Regions from separate parts of the Homo sapiens genome. Here region 2 is linked to region 1. The links are chromatin contacts, found by Hi-C or POLR2A ChIA-PET in ENCODE. All regions are on one chromosome and are shown on one strand. The core of a region is the stretch at or near the end of the contact, and the rest is flanking DNA. Distances in the headings are between cores, read along the strand shown. Region 1 overlaps LARGE1 (LARGE xylosyl- and glucuronyltransferase 1). Region 2 overlaps LARGE1 (LARGE xylosyl- and glucuronyltransferase 1).

Region 1 (6,559 bases), core at 1,873-4,372:
ATTGAACACTTCACTATGCGCAGGGCAGTGTTCTGAGCACTGGGGTGAGGACAATGATATGGTCTGGCTGTGTCCCCATCCAAATCTCATCTTGAATTGTAGCTCCCATAATTTTTATGTGTTGTAGGAGGGACCCAGTAGGAGATAACTGAATCATGGAGGTGGTTTCCCCCATACTGTTCCTGTGGTAGTGAATAAATCTCACCAGATCTGATGGTTTTATAACAGGTTTCCCCTTTCACTTGGCTCTCATTCTGTCTTGTTTGCCACCATGTAAGATGTGCCTTTCCCCTTCTGCCATGATTGTGAGGCCTCCCCAGCCATGTGGAACTGTGAGTCCATTAAACCCTCTTTTTCTTTATAAACTACCCAGTCTCGGGTGTGTCGTTATCAGCAGCATGAAAGCGAACTAATAGAAACAATGAACAAAACAAAGCCCTGGCTTGAGGGAGCTGACATCCTAGTGGCAGAGAGAAACAAGAAGCAAACACCACACTGCAGGCGCTCAGATGAATGGAAGTGCTAAGTGGACATGAACAAGCGTAGATGGGGCTGGGCTGGGTGGTGTTGCTGTCTCTAAAGAGGGTGCCTGTCCCAGGGAAGGCAGTGACTTCACATGCACATCTTACTGTTTTGCTAGAACACGGTTTCCCCGCCTTGTATCCCTGGCCACTTTCTCCTCCTTTTCCAACTCCTGACTCCAGAAGCACTTTCCCTCTGGAGCTAGGGGGGCTCTGCTTAGGCATAATTACTTGCTCCCTCAACTGGATCATTGTAAATTATAAATAACTTGATTAATCTGCATCATGCAATATTACATCATATTTATATATTCGGGTAAGTTATTCCTACCAAGTTCACATTACTAAAGGGCTGGGACTGCGTCTTATCCATCTTCATTTATTCACGCCAGAAGCTCCATGGAACATCAACCATGAACCTTGCCCCGCTTCCCTACCAGAGAATAAAGAGGAATCCCTGTCATTTTGTCCTTATTTTCTTTCCACCTCATTCGTCTCTCACAAAGGACTGAGATGTTATTTTAATGAAATAGTGCAATTTAAATGAAATAGTGCATGTAAAGTGTTTAGCCCAGTGCCAAGAACATGAAAACGGCTCAGTAAACATGTGTTGTTTCTATAACTACTATTACTACTCTAAATAGAATTATTTGTAGGCCAACTGTTTTCTAACTACATCACTCCATTCATTATCCAGTACACTGCTGCAACGCTTCTGATTTTAGTCTCCAACTAGAGTCAGATCAATCTGATAGTGGATGCCATAGTACCTGGGAATCCCATACAGCTTCCCGGCTCACTAAAGAGAAGGTTCACATTTGAAGGCATTGCCCCAAGTTAGAGGTAGTTACTGACTCTTTACATCATCTCTGACACTCTCCACATTCAAATATGGTGGAGATGCTTTGTCTGCAAAACCCACAGGACTGACACTTTAGTAGCTCTTCGCCGGTGACCATGAGCTGCAGAGCTGCTCCACTTCTTGAGTTTTCTCTGTTGTTCACCTCTTCCTACCATTGTCGCCAGTTTCCTGGGTACTCTTCTCTCTTACTCCTGTTTTTCTCTTTATTGTTGCCTACATGTTCTCTGAGAGAAAGTGGCAAGAATTTCAGCAGCCCAGCCAGACAAACCTGAGCCTGAGACCCAAACATCCCCTTCAATTGCTGTGAGACCACCTCAGCCAGACACATCTTTGTTTACAAGGATCTTCTCTTGTAAAATTAGGACAACACAAAGCTGCTTTCAGGGCAGTTGAGAGGATATACATCTCTTAATATGACAGTGTTGGTACACAGTATATGGAATTGTTAATAGTATTGTTGTTCTATGTCTACCTCCAAATTTAGGGACATTTTAAAAGCTCGAGGGCACTAAAATGCTGTTTCCTGATAGCTGGCCACCCACTACATGTAATAATGTAAAAATACAATGCAAGAATTTTTATGTAGGAAAGAGCAGGAAGCGGTTTTACATATAACTGCATACAGCTAGAAAGAGGTTGGGGTCATTATACCCACATGCATGGAGGGTCAGACAGAACCTCTGATAAAAGTAGTTAAAAAAGATGAACGCATTTTCCCAACTGAGCTATCCCATCCAGCCCAGATTCAATAATTTAAAAGACAATGCTCGACGCTCACTTCAAGGTGAGAGAAAATTCTGAAGATGAAAGAATCTTCTCAAAACTTCCTTTTAATTAAAATGTTGGTTGCCTGGATTTCTCCTGAGCCTCAGCTCTTTGCCTATAAAGGAGAAATCACAAGGAGCTCTGCCTAGACAATAAACCACTTAATCTGAAATTGGAACTTAATCATAAGTCGATCTTACAGCCCCATTTTTGTGCCCACCATTGGGTAGGTACTAAAAGCTTTGGAATAATATGAATTTATCAGTCTTGAAGGCTAGTATTGCATAGTTGAAACAAAATAAAACTGTCAAACTCAAACAGAAAAGACGAGGAATTCAAGATGTGGCTAAATTACTATGAAATAAAGACAAGGTCGAGGGGAAAGAAAACCATTCCCGAGGCAGCTGAAATGCAAAATTTTTGCTGAGATGAAAGGCCGACCCCTTGATGTGGCCTTATGGCTCCACAAATGGTAAGAAGAGTTTCATGGAATATTTCAAAATAGAAAGATACAAAAGTATCAGTGGCAGTGTTCTGAACAGAGTGGGTGCCAGAATAGTGTTGAATTACTAAATGAGTGATGACAGAAAGAAGAAAAAGCAGGTAGATAAATAGGTAACAGCAAGACTGATGGGGCCTTGTCGGCCACTGGCAGGTGACAGATGAGCCAATGCATCACTGAGGGAGATGCAAGGGAGGCATGGTGACACTCCAAGCTCCCAGATTAAGCCCCTATAGCTGAGAGGCACAAAGAGCAAGAAGCTGGGGCTGCAGGGTCCAAAGTCCATGGCAGGAAGCAGGCCCATCTTGATTCTCTGACGTCTGCTCTGTGCACAACATTGCCAGTGACACTTTTGCGTCTTTCAAGTGAAGGCAAAGGAGTGGGGGGACTACACTGGGTGCAAACCACCTCCTGGGCACCACACTTTCCCTTTACATCTGTGAATCTCCTTTGTCCCCTCAAACCCTTTGAAATGGAAAGTGCTATCTTGATTTTCAGCAGAGGAAACTAAGCCTCTAAGTAACAAACTCCAGTTGCACAGTAAACAGGAAGCAGAGTGGGGACTCCGTGCTGCTGTGTCTGAAGGCACAGGCTGCAAGCTCCGGGAGCTTTGCAAATTCTTTCACTTACACAATTCCTAAGAGCCCTTGAGAACGAATATACAGCCCAAATTAGCCTGCCAATGAGCGAGTGATTTCTTTGAAGTCTCAATTTTTAATCAATTGTGCACATTTTAAATTTTACCTCATAATATGGTTGTGTGCTAACTGAAAACAAAACAAAACAAAACATGTTTTAAATTACTTTCATATGAAAGGACGTCCTGTCCTTGTCCTGGGGGCTTTGAACAGTATCTGATAAAAGCTGAATCTCCACAGGGAGGGAGGAGGGAAATGCGGGCGGCGGGTGGGCAATGCGCACCCTGTTTTGAAAGGCAACATACTCTGCTGTGATGCTTCCTCTCTAACAATCCATTTTCAGGACAAAAGAGAAATTATCAGAGTATCCCATTAAATTCAAAATTGTGTTTAATGCCTGTGTAAGTGAGAAGAGTAGCAGTGCTCTGGCACATAACTCGAGGGTCCTCTTTCAAATTCCTTCCTGCTAAAACCATCTCTATCCAAATGGATAGCTCTACAAGCATGGTGGCCTTTTTTTTTTTTTTTTTTTTTTTTGAGACATAGTCTTGCTCTGTCGCCCAGGCTGGAGTGCAGTGGTGCGATCTCGGCTCGCTGCAACCTTCACCTCCCGGGTTCAAGTGATTCTCCTGCCTCAGCCTCCCTAGCAGCTGGGATTACAGGCGCGCGCCACTATGTCCAGCTAATTTTTGTATTTTTAGTAGAGACGGGGTTTCACCATGTTGGCCAGGCTGGTCTTGAACTCCTGACCTCAGGTGATCCTCCCACCTCGGCCTCCCAAAGTGCTGGGATTACAGGTGTGAGCCACCGTGCCCGGCCTGAGCATGGAATTTTTTAATGTGTCTACATCTGACATTTGTGGAGGTGATAAAATGGTTCAACCTAATGGTGATGACAGCCAAGTCTGAGTGCTGGTCCAAGTACTGGGCAATATGCTTTATTTATGTGGATAGTTCCAAATCAACACCCACCCCCACAACAGCAGCAACCCTATGAAGTAGGCAGTATGATCATACCCATTTTGCAGATGAGGAAACTGCAGACAGAGGGATTGAACCACTTTTCCAAGGTGACCTAGTTGGGATGTCTTGGGGCTGGGATTCACAGCCACACAGCTGCACTCAAGATCCTTTATTTTAAACAATGACTCCAGGTACCCAGCCTCTGTGGTCCACATCTGCATAGTATAGAGCTAATAAATATCAGTGTGCCCAGACTCCTGACATAATTAAGAGACCCTCCAAACCCAGGTGCTGACAAGGGCTCTACATCTTCCAACTGGGTGGCAGTCACAAGACACTTTCTATTTGCAAAGTACGCAGCAGTTGCTCAATCTCTAGTGAAGGCTCTCATTTAAAAGGTGCTACTTTGTGCAAGGCGATGCCCACTCCGTGGCTAACACAGGTCCAAGGACAAATACGAGAAATTAACTTTTAAGCTCTTCAGCACAGATGCCAAGTTTGAACACTAATTTATAGACAGCATTGATGCTCAACAGCTGTATAAAGCTGTGCTGAGAGAAAGCTTTGCATATGGTCTTTGATGAGCTCTGAAGCCAAAAAGCCCTGGCTGTGGATCTGGAATTTTTCCACTTATAGGTTATTGGGTCCTGGGCAATGAATTGAACTGATGTGCCTCAGTTTCCCTACCCATAAAATGGAGATGGCTTGTGTGTGCTGTTGTGAAGATTAACTGAGGACGTTTCCCTTGGTTAAATGCTACTTGACAGCTTACGTAAATGAATAAAGTGACTGAGCTGCTTCTAAAATATAACAAAGATTAATGTATGTGGAAGTGCTCAGTACGGTGTTTAACACAGTTAGTGCTCAAAATGGTAGAAGAAAATGACAATGATTCCATTAAAAGATTAGCTATCATGCCACCATATTCTATTTTAATTGGTTAGATCCATAGCATTGATTCCTCACAAATCTGTATATTTTAAATGGTTCCAAGCTCTTTTCCCACCAATTTTCCCAACTGATATTCACAACTACCCTAACAGGTAGGCAGCTTAACTAATCTTACACTCATTTTGCAGATGAGAAACATGAGGTTCTGTGAGATTAAAGGACTTGCACAAAGCCACTAGGTTACTTGGCATCTCTGTCACAGCTAGGATGAGAAATCTGAGTCTCGTTTTCTCCTTTGCCAGTGCTGTTTCCAAACTGCCTGCAGGTTCTGCAAAATCACAGTGAAGAAAGATAATCGGCTCTCTGGGATCACAGGGCAAATCTGGGAGAGGGCAGGCAACTCTCCTCAAGTCTCTGTCCTCTCTTGGCGCTGCCTCTATGCAGATAACTGCACCCTAGGGCTCAAGGGGAGAGCCACACTCCACTCAGTAATGCTATCCCAGTCTGGAACTGTGGCTGATTTCCTCGTTCCCTCTATTCTCTCCCTGCAATTCATCAGCAAGGCCCACGTGAACATGATTCCACTGCCTAACACTCTCTTCCCCACCCACACCCCCACCCCCCGGACACACAGAGGCCTCCTTTCTCTCCATCAAACATCACAGGCTCTCTCCTTTGCATCTGCCTTCCCTCTGCTTAGAACACTTCCACAGCATCTTCTCTTGGCGGAAGCTTCTCATCCTTTGAACTTTCCTTTGAGTCTCCATCGTGTTGCAGTCTTACATCTTTCATAGCACTGACCGCTATCTGAATTGTCTTGCTTATTTACGCTCTCCCAAGCCCTTGACTGCCTTGGTCGCCTTATGCAGTGCATGCTATATAGTGTAAAAACAAGTTTTCCATCCCCTGTAGCACTTGCCCAGGACAGAGCAAAACTAAAGTTTGGCTGGGCGTGGTGGCTCACACCTGTAATCCCAGCACTTTGGGAGGCCCAGGCGGGCTGATCACAAGGTCAGGAGTTCGAGACCAGCCTGACAGACATGGTGAAATCCTGTCTCTACTAAAAATACAAAAATTAGCTGGGCGTGGTGGCATGTGCCTGTAATCCCAGCTACTCGGGAGGCTGAGGCAGGAGAATTGCTTGAACCTGGGAGGCGGAGGTTGCAGTGAGCCGAGATCACACCACTGCACTCCAGCCTGAGTCAGAGTGAGACTCTGTCTCAAAAACGAAACAAAACAGAACAAAACAAAAAAACTAAAGTTTGTATTTCAATGCTACTGCTTTGAAACAGCTGAAGCCATAAAGGGGTCATGATCACGGTAGACTCTAACTGGATCTGCTGTGGTCTGAGGGTCTGTGTTCCTCCAAACTCCTATGTTGAAATCTAGTCCTCAGTGTGGTGGTATTAGGAAGTGGT
Region 2 (6,052 bases), core at 2,329-4,828, 48 kb after region 1:
GCATGATGACTCCCATCTATCCCCGTTTTCACACATGAGGAAACTGAGGCTTACAGAGGTGGAATAAAGTTGAAAGGCCATTTATTTTATTTATTTATTTACTTATTTTTTGAGACAGAGTTTCACTCTTGTTGCCCAGGCCGGAGTGCGATGGTGCAATCTCAGCTCACTACAACCTCTGCCTCCCGGGTTCAAGCGATTTTCCTGCCTCAGCCTCCTGAGTAGCTAGGATTACAGGCATGCGCCACCACGCCTGGCTAATTTTGTATTTTTAGTAGAGATGGGGTTTCACCATGCTGGTCAGGCTGGTCTCAGACTCCTGACCTCAGGTTATCTGCCTGCCTCGGCCTCCCAAAGGGCTGGGATTACAGGCGTGAGCCACCGCGCCCAGTGAAAGGCCATTTAAAGAAGTGTGTCAGTTTTCCTATTCCTTCTGTACCACATTTCACTACAAATGACGTGGCTTGAAATCACACGTTTGTTCTCTGACAGTTCTGGAGGTCAGAAAGCCTGAAATCAGTCTTAGCAGGTTAAAGTCAAGATGTTGGCAGGGCTGGTTCCCTGCGGAGGCTCTGGGGAGAATTCGATTCCCTGCTGTTTCCAGCTTCCAGTGGCTGTCTGTATTCCTTGGCTTGTGGCCCTTAACTCCATCTTCCAAGTACATCACTCCAATCTCTGCTTCTATCATTATATCGCTTCTTCTCTCTGCAGCCAAATCTTCCTCCACCTCCCTCTTCCAAGAACACTCATTCTATTTGGGGGTCACCTGTATAGTCCAGGATACTCCCTCCATCTCAAGACCATTAACTTAATCGCTTATGTAAAGTCCCTTTTGCTATACAGGGTTTATTTGTTTATTTGTTTTTTTAAGACGGAGGCTTGTCTGTCACCCAGGCTGGAGTGCAATGGCGCAGTCTCGGTTCATTCCAACCTCCACCTCCTGGGTTCAAGCAAGTCTCCTCCCTCAGCCTCCCAAGTAGCCGGGACTACAGGCACATGCCACCATGCCCAGCAAAATTTTTTTTTGGATTTTTTAGTAGAGACAGGGTTTCACTATACTGGCCAGGCTGGTCTCAAACTCCTGACCTCGTGATCCACCCGCCTCGGCCTCCCAAAGTGCTGGGATTACGGGCGTGAGCCACCATGCCTGGCCCTATACAGGGTACTTTTTTACAGGTTCTAGTGCATGGATTAGGCTGAGGATGTCTTTGGGGGCCATTATCCAGCCTATCACAGGTAGAAAGAGGAGGACCTGCGATTCCAACCTAAGTCCTATGTCTCTGAGGCAGAGTGCCCAACCCCTTGCAGGCCTGCTTCCGGTGAACTCTCAGCTTTATCCACATCCACAGGTCATGGTGCCTCAAACAGCTCCTGCAGGATCATGCCTCCATGCCTTTTCCAAGGTGCTGTTTTTGCCTGGAATTCCCTGCTATTTGGACCCTCACAAACTGCTGCCTAGTCTTCAAAGCCCAGCTCTAGTGCTTCCCCTCAACCTCACCTACCCCAAGTGGAAGTAACTCTCCTTCAACTATGCCTGCACCATGCTTTTGGAAACTCTCTGCACAAGCAATGGCCATATTACTTTGTAGTTATTTTTGCTTTTTTCTTCCCCTTCTCCATTTACACAGGATTTCCTTCAGAGCAAGAATCACTTCTCTTTCTTGCGCATTCTTTAGTGTCTTCTGTGTCCAACATTACCTGGCACATAGTAGGCATATTTCCATACATATTTCTGAGCTGAATTGAAGCTAGTTAAAAAATGAATAGCATTACGAAGGTACATTGTGCAATCTTCCCTGAAGGTTAATGAAAAACGAAAATGGAGCCACATTTTTTATTTTGTTTCCCCATCAATTTACTGAGCCCAGTGTTGAGCCTTACTAGATGCTTGGAATACAGAGATAAATAAAACAGGGCACCTGCCTGGGAAGTAAGGAAAATGAGATGTAAGGCTCCCCCCACCACGTGGCAGCCACCATGCTTGGCACGGCCACACAAAGTAACTCAATGAAGGGGAAGGCCACTGGAGGACAAGGAAGCCGTCTACAAGAGATTACTCACTGCCCCTTCCAGCAAATGGGTTCTAGAAAATGAGCTTCTGATCTCCTCTCTGATTGCTGGCAAGTTTGCTGAATTTCAGAATGCTTAATACAGAGTTAAAAGGCATTTTAGGATATCTTCCAGTCCAGTGTTTTTGAAACTAGGGTTTGTAACACATTTGAAGGTTGTGAAAATAATTCAGTGGATCTGAGCAAGCATTTTAAAAATTAAAATACATTAAATAGATTAGAAAAGAAATATAAAAATTCACTGAACATAGTAAGGTCAAGTATTGTTTTACGAAAATATTGTTTTAATTGCTCATCTGCATATATGTGTGTATATATGCCTGTATAAACATACATACACACATATGTCTTTTGGATTGTGATGAAAAATGTATTTCTGACTGTAGGATACAATCAAAAAAGTGTGAAAAGTATGGTTGGCCCTACATCTGCACTTCATAGATTCTTTGTCAAAATTTTCTGATTAAAAGAAAAAAAAAAAGGCAAGTCCTGGTAACAGAATCCTGCCAGCTCTTTTAATAAAAGAACTGGTAAATAAATTCCCCATGCCCATGGGCATCCGCACTTCACACTCATCTTATCACCAACCCTGAGGACTGGATGTTCTTTTATTAAAGGAGCCAGTGGGATTCCACATAGGCCCAATGGGGTAAATAACTTGCTCAAACATATCCTGTTCTATTAGCTAGGCTGGCTTGACAAACTTATGTGGAAAGTTCCTTAAATAGCCTACAATGCAATTTCCTTTAGATTGTCACAATCAAGATCAGAATATCTAGAAATGATCTAATTAAATCCTCCAAACTTTTTTTTTTTTTTTTGAGACAGGGTCTCGCTCCACTACCTATACTGGAGTGCAGTGACACGATCACAGCTCACTGCAGCCTCAAATTTTCCAGGTTCAGGTGATCCTCCCACCTCAGCCTACCAAGTAGCTGGGACCACACCCACCTGGCTAATTTTTGTATTTTTTTGTAGAGAAGAGGTCTTGCTATGTTGCCCAGGCTGGTCTCAAATTCCTAGGCTCAAATGATCCACCTGCCTTGCCCTCCCAAAGCGCTGGGATTACAGGTGTGAGCCACTGCACCCGGCCCTCTAATCTCTTAAGATGTGTAGTAATAAGACAAAATATGGGCTTTGAAGTTCTTCTGACCCGGGATAAAATTCCCAGCTCTACTGACCATGTGACCTCAGATGCCTGTGGGGGCTCAGGTCCTTCATCTGCACCACTGGCAGTGGCCTGGTGCACGGGGGCCAGTCCCTTTTACCCTGTGGAGGCCTGCAAAAAATAGGAGCTTGGTGTACATTAACAGCTCCTGCCTTCTACTCCCCTTCTCTTTCTATGAATATTTGCAGAGAAGTTAAAAAGTAACCACATTGCCAACTACACTAATGAGTCAAGGAGAAGGACTGCTGAGAAAATGGCATTTCTCCTCCTTCGACAAAAACAACAGAGCCATGTGAACCTCCATTCTGTGACTGGGGCGCCAAGAGGCCGGGCCTTGCCAAGTCCCCCCCTGTGCTGTTTGCTAGTGAAGAGTTTGGAGTTGACTAAGTGCCAACCTCAGCTCGGCTGTGTGTGCTTGATCCTATGACCAGCCCAGCCCTGACCTTTTCTGGTATTTATGATGTTGGATTGGATTTTGATCACTGTTTGAGCTCTTGACACAAAATAAACAGGATGACCCTTTTCCCTGGGAGGGACAAGTGCCAGGATTTTAATCCCGTCTCCAAACACTCCTCCCAAACAGTACCCTGCCCCACTGCCCCCATGGCAAAACAACCAAGACACAGTGTCTCTTTTGTTGCAGTAGCCAGCAGATCCTGGGATAGCAACCTTAGGGCAGTGAATCTCAACCCTGGCCACACTTCAGCATTATGTAGGGAGCTTTCAAAAATACGGCAGGCCACTGCCCATACCAGAGGTTCTGACTTGGCTGATATGGGGTAGACCTGGGCATCATTATTCTTCACGTGCTCCCCAGATGATTATAACTTAAAGGCAGTGTTGACAACAACTGCACTCAGAGAAGAGAAGGTGCCCAGTTTTCCTATAAAGTATGGCAGACGGGCACAGCGGCTCACACCAGTAATCCCAGCACTTTGAGAGGCGGAGGTAGGCGGATTGCTTGAGCACAGGAGTTCAAGACCAGCTTGGGCAACGTGGCAAAACCCCATCTCTATTAAAAAAAAATATAAAAATTAGCCAGGTGTGGTGGTGCACACCTGTAGTTACAGCTACTCATGGTGGCTGGGGTGGTGGGTTGCGGGGGGGGGGGGGCGGGGGGCGGGTTGCAGGGGGAGAATCACCCAAGCCCAAGAGATTGAGGCTGTAGTGAGCCGTGATTGTGCCACTGCACTCCAGCCTGGGCTATAGAGCAAGACCCTGTCTCAAAAAAAGTGGGGGAAAAAAAGAAAAAAAAAAAAAAAGAAAATATGGCAGGGAGAGGTTAATTGGATCACCAAGATTACGGAGCCGGGGCTGGGACTTGAACACAGGGCAAGCCGACTTTTTGACTTTTATGTTTTAGCATAACAAAGAAAAATGGTTGTGATGCAAAGTTAAGACGAAAAAGACTGGTATACAAACAGGATTATATTATGATCCCAATTTTATAAAAGAATCCATCCTATATGCACAGAAAAGCATCTGAAATATTAACAATAGCTGACTGTAGGTAGTAGAAATATACACAATTGAGTTTCATTCTTTACCTTTGTGCTGATACGGACATGCATTGTTTTATTCATGACACACATGTATAAAGTGGATCAGTCTGGAGAACCTTAATGATGCCTCCAGCAGAGCAATCCATTCTTGAAAAGGTCTAGTCAATTCTTGTTTTTTCCTTCACTATTACAATGAGGCCCAGAGGGTCTTTTTGTGCTGACTGCCCTCATCCTGTCTGGAGTCATCGTCTTACTGTTCTACAAGGAAAACACATTTTCTTTCCAAAAATTAAAAAAAAAAAAAAAAGGCAGTGCTGATGTCATGGGATATCAGGGTATCTCTAAAATCTTAAGTCAAGGAAACAAACATTTGGGGTTGAGCCCCTACTGTACGTGTCTATGAGAAACATTAAGAGCTATTCAAGGCTGGGTGCAGTGGCTCATGTCTATAATCCCAGCACTTTGGAAGGCTGAGGCGGGTGGATCACCTGAGGTCAAGAGTTGGAGAACAGCCTGGCCAACATGGTGAAACCCCATCTCTACTAAAATACAAAAATTAGCTGGGTGTGGTGGCGGCTGCCTGGAATCCCAGCTACTCAGGAGGCTGAGGCAGGAGAAACCCTTGAACCAAGGAGGTAGAGGTTGCATTGAGCCGAGATCGCACCACTGCACTCCAGCCTGAGCAACAAGAGCAAAACTCTGTCTCAAAAAAAAAAAAAAAAAAAAAGAATAAAAGCCCACTTCCATTGTAACTGCTACCAGATCTGTCTCCAGAGATATAGACTACAATCTAGCATGATTTGGAAGCCAAATGTTATGTTTTGAGATTCTCCCTGGGCTGAGCCAGCAGGTCACTGTTCATTAGTTGAACTCTCATGGGAACCCTGTTTGGGGCAGATTTCGTCATTCTTCCTCACTCTGTGTCTCCATTCCTGCCTTGGACAGTGTTTCATGCCGGATATAAACTCAGTGACTCAAGTCCCCTTGGTGACTTCAGGGTCCCTCTTATTTGCTCCTTTAAAGGAACAGAAGGGAGAAAAATATATCGTAGAATCCAAAGAGCCCAGAGGCCAGAGACCTAATTTTGTTTATTCAATAACTAATATTTTAGTATCTAGTAGGCTTGGATAGGTATATAGAACCTTGAAGGCACAGCCAGCAGGACTTACTGGAAGATAAATGTAGGGTATGAGGACAAGAGAGGTACCAAAGATGCCCGCTTTTATATGGTTCTGGCTTTGCCCCTGACAGTGTGAATTTGCATCAGATCCATAGACCTGAAAGAGACACTGGGCCCACCTACTCAAATCCAT

Evidence for each region. Hi-C counts contacts between places; a loop is a spot of excess contacts on that map. ChIA-PET counts read pairs that join two places held with the same protein, here RNA polymerase II (POLR2A).
Region 2: a map of chondrocyte shows a loop between it and region 1 (2.3-fold over the local background). The contact joins two enhancer-like sites. A Hi-C loop is called at or near these places in 1 of 168 maps with a recorded cell type or tissue (chondrocyte). POLR2A ChIA-PET finds 5 or more read pairs at or near these places in 3 of 52 experiments (BJ, HepG2 and PC-9).

Annotation. Positions count from the first base shown.
Region 1 is chr22:33,489,354-33,495,912 of GRCh38, forward strand. The region is part of intron 6 of LARGE1 (LARGE xylosyl- and glucuronyltransferase 1); the gene reads right to left. Among named protein-coding and RNA genes, the nearest start is that of MIR4764, 56 kb to the left of the region's middle. Within about 2 kb of position 3,123, at least 2 of the 41 ENCODE cell types and tissues checked have a DNase peak (open chromatin) inside an H3K27ac peak, as active enhancers do.
Region 2 is chr22:33,536,718-33,542,769 of GRCh38, forward strand. The region is part of intron 6 of LARGE1 (LARGE xylosyl- and glucuronyltransferase 1); the gene reads right to left. Among named protein-coding and RNA genes, the nearest start is that of MIR4764, 100 kb to the left of the region's middle. Within about 2 kb of position 3,579, at least 17 of the 41 ENCODE cell types and tissues checked have a DNase peak (open chromatin) inside an H3K27ac peak, as active enhancers do.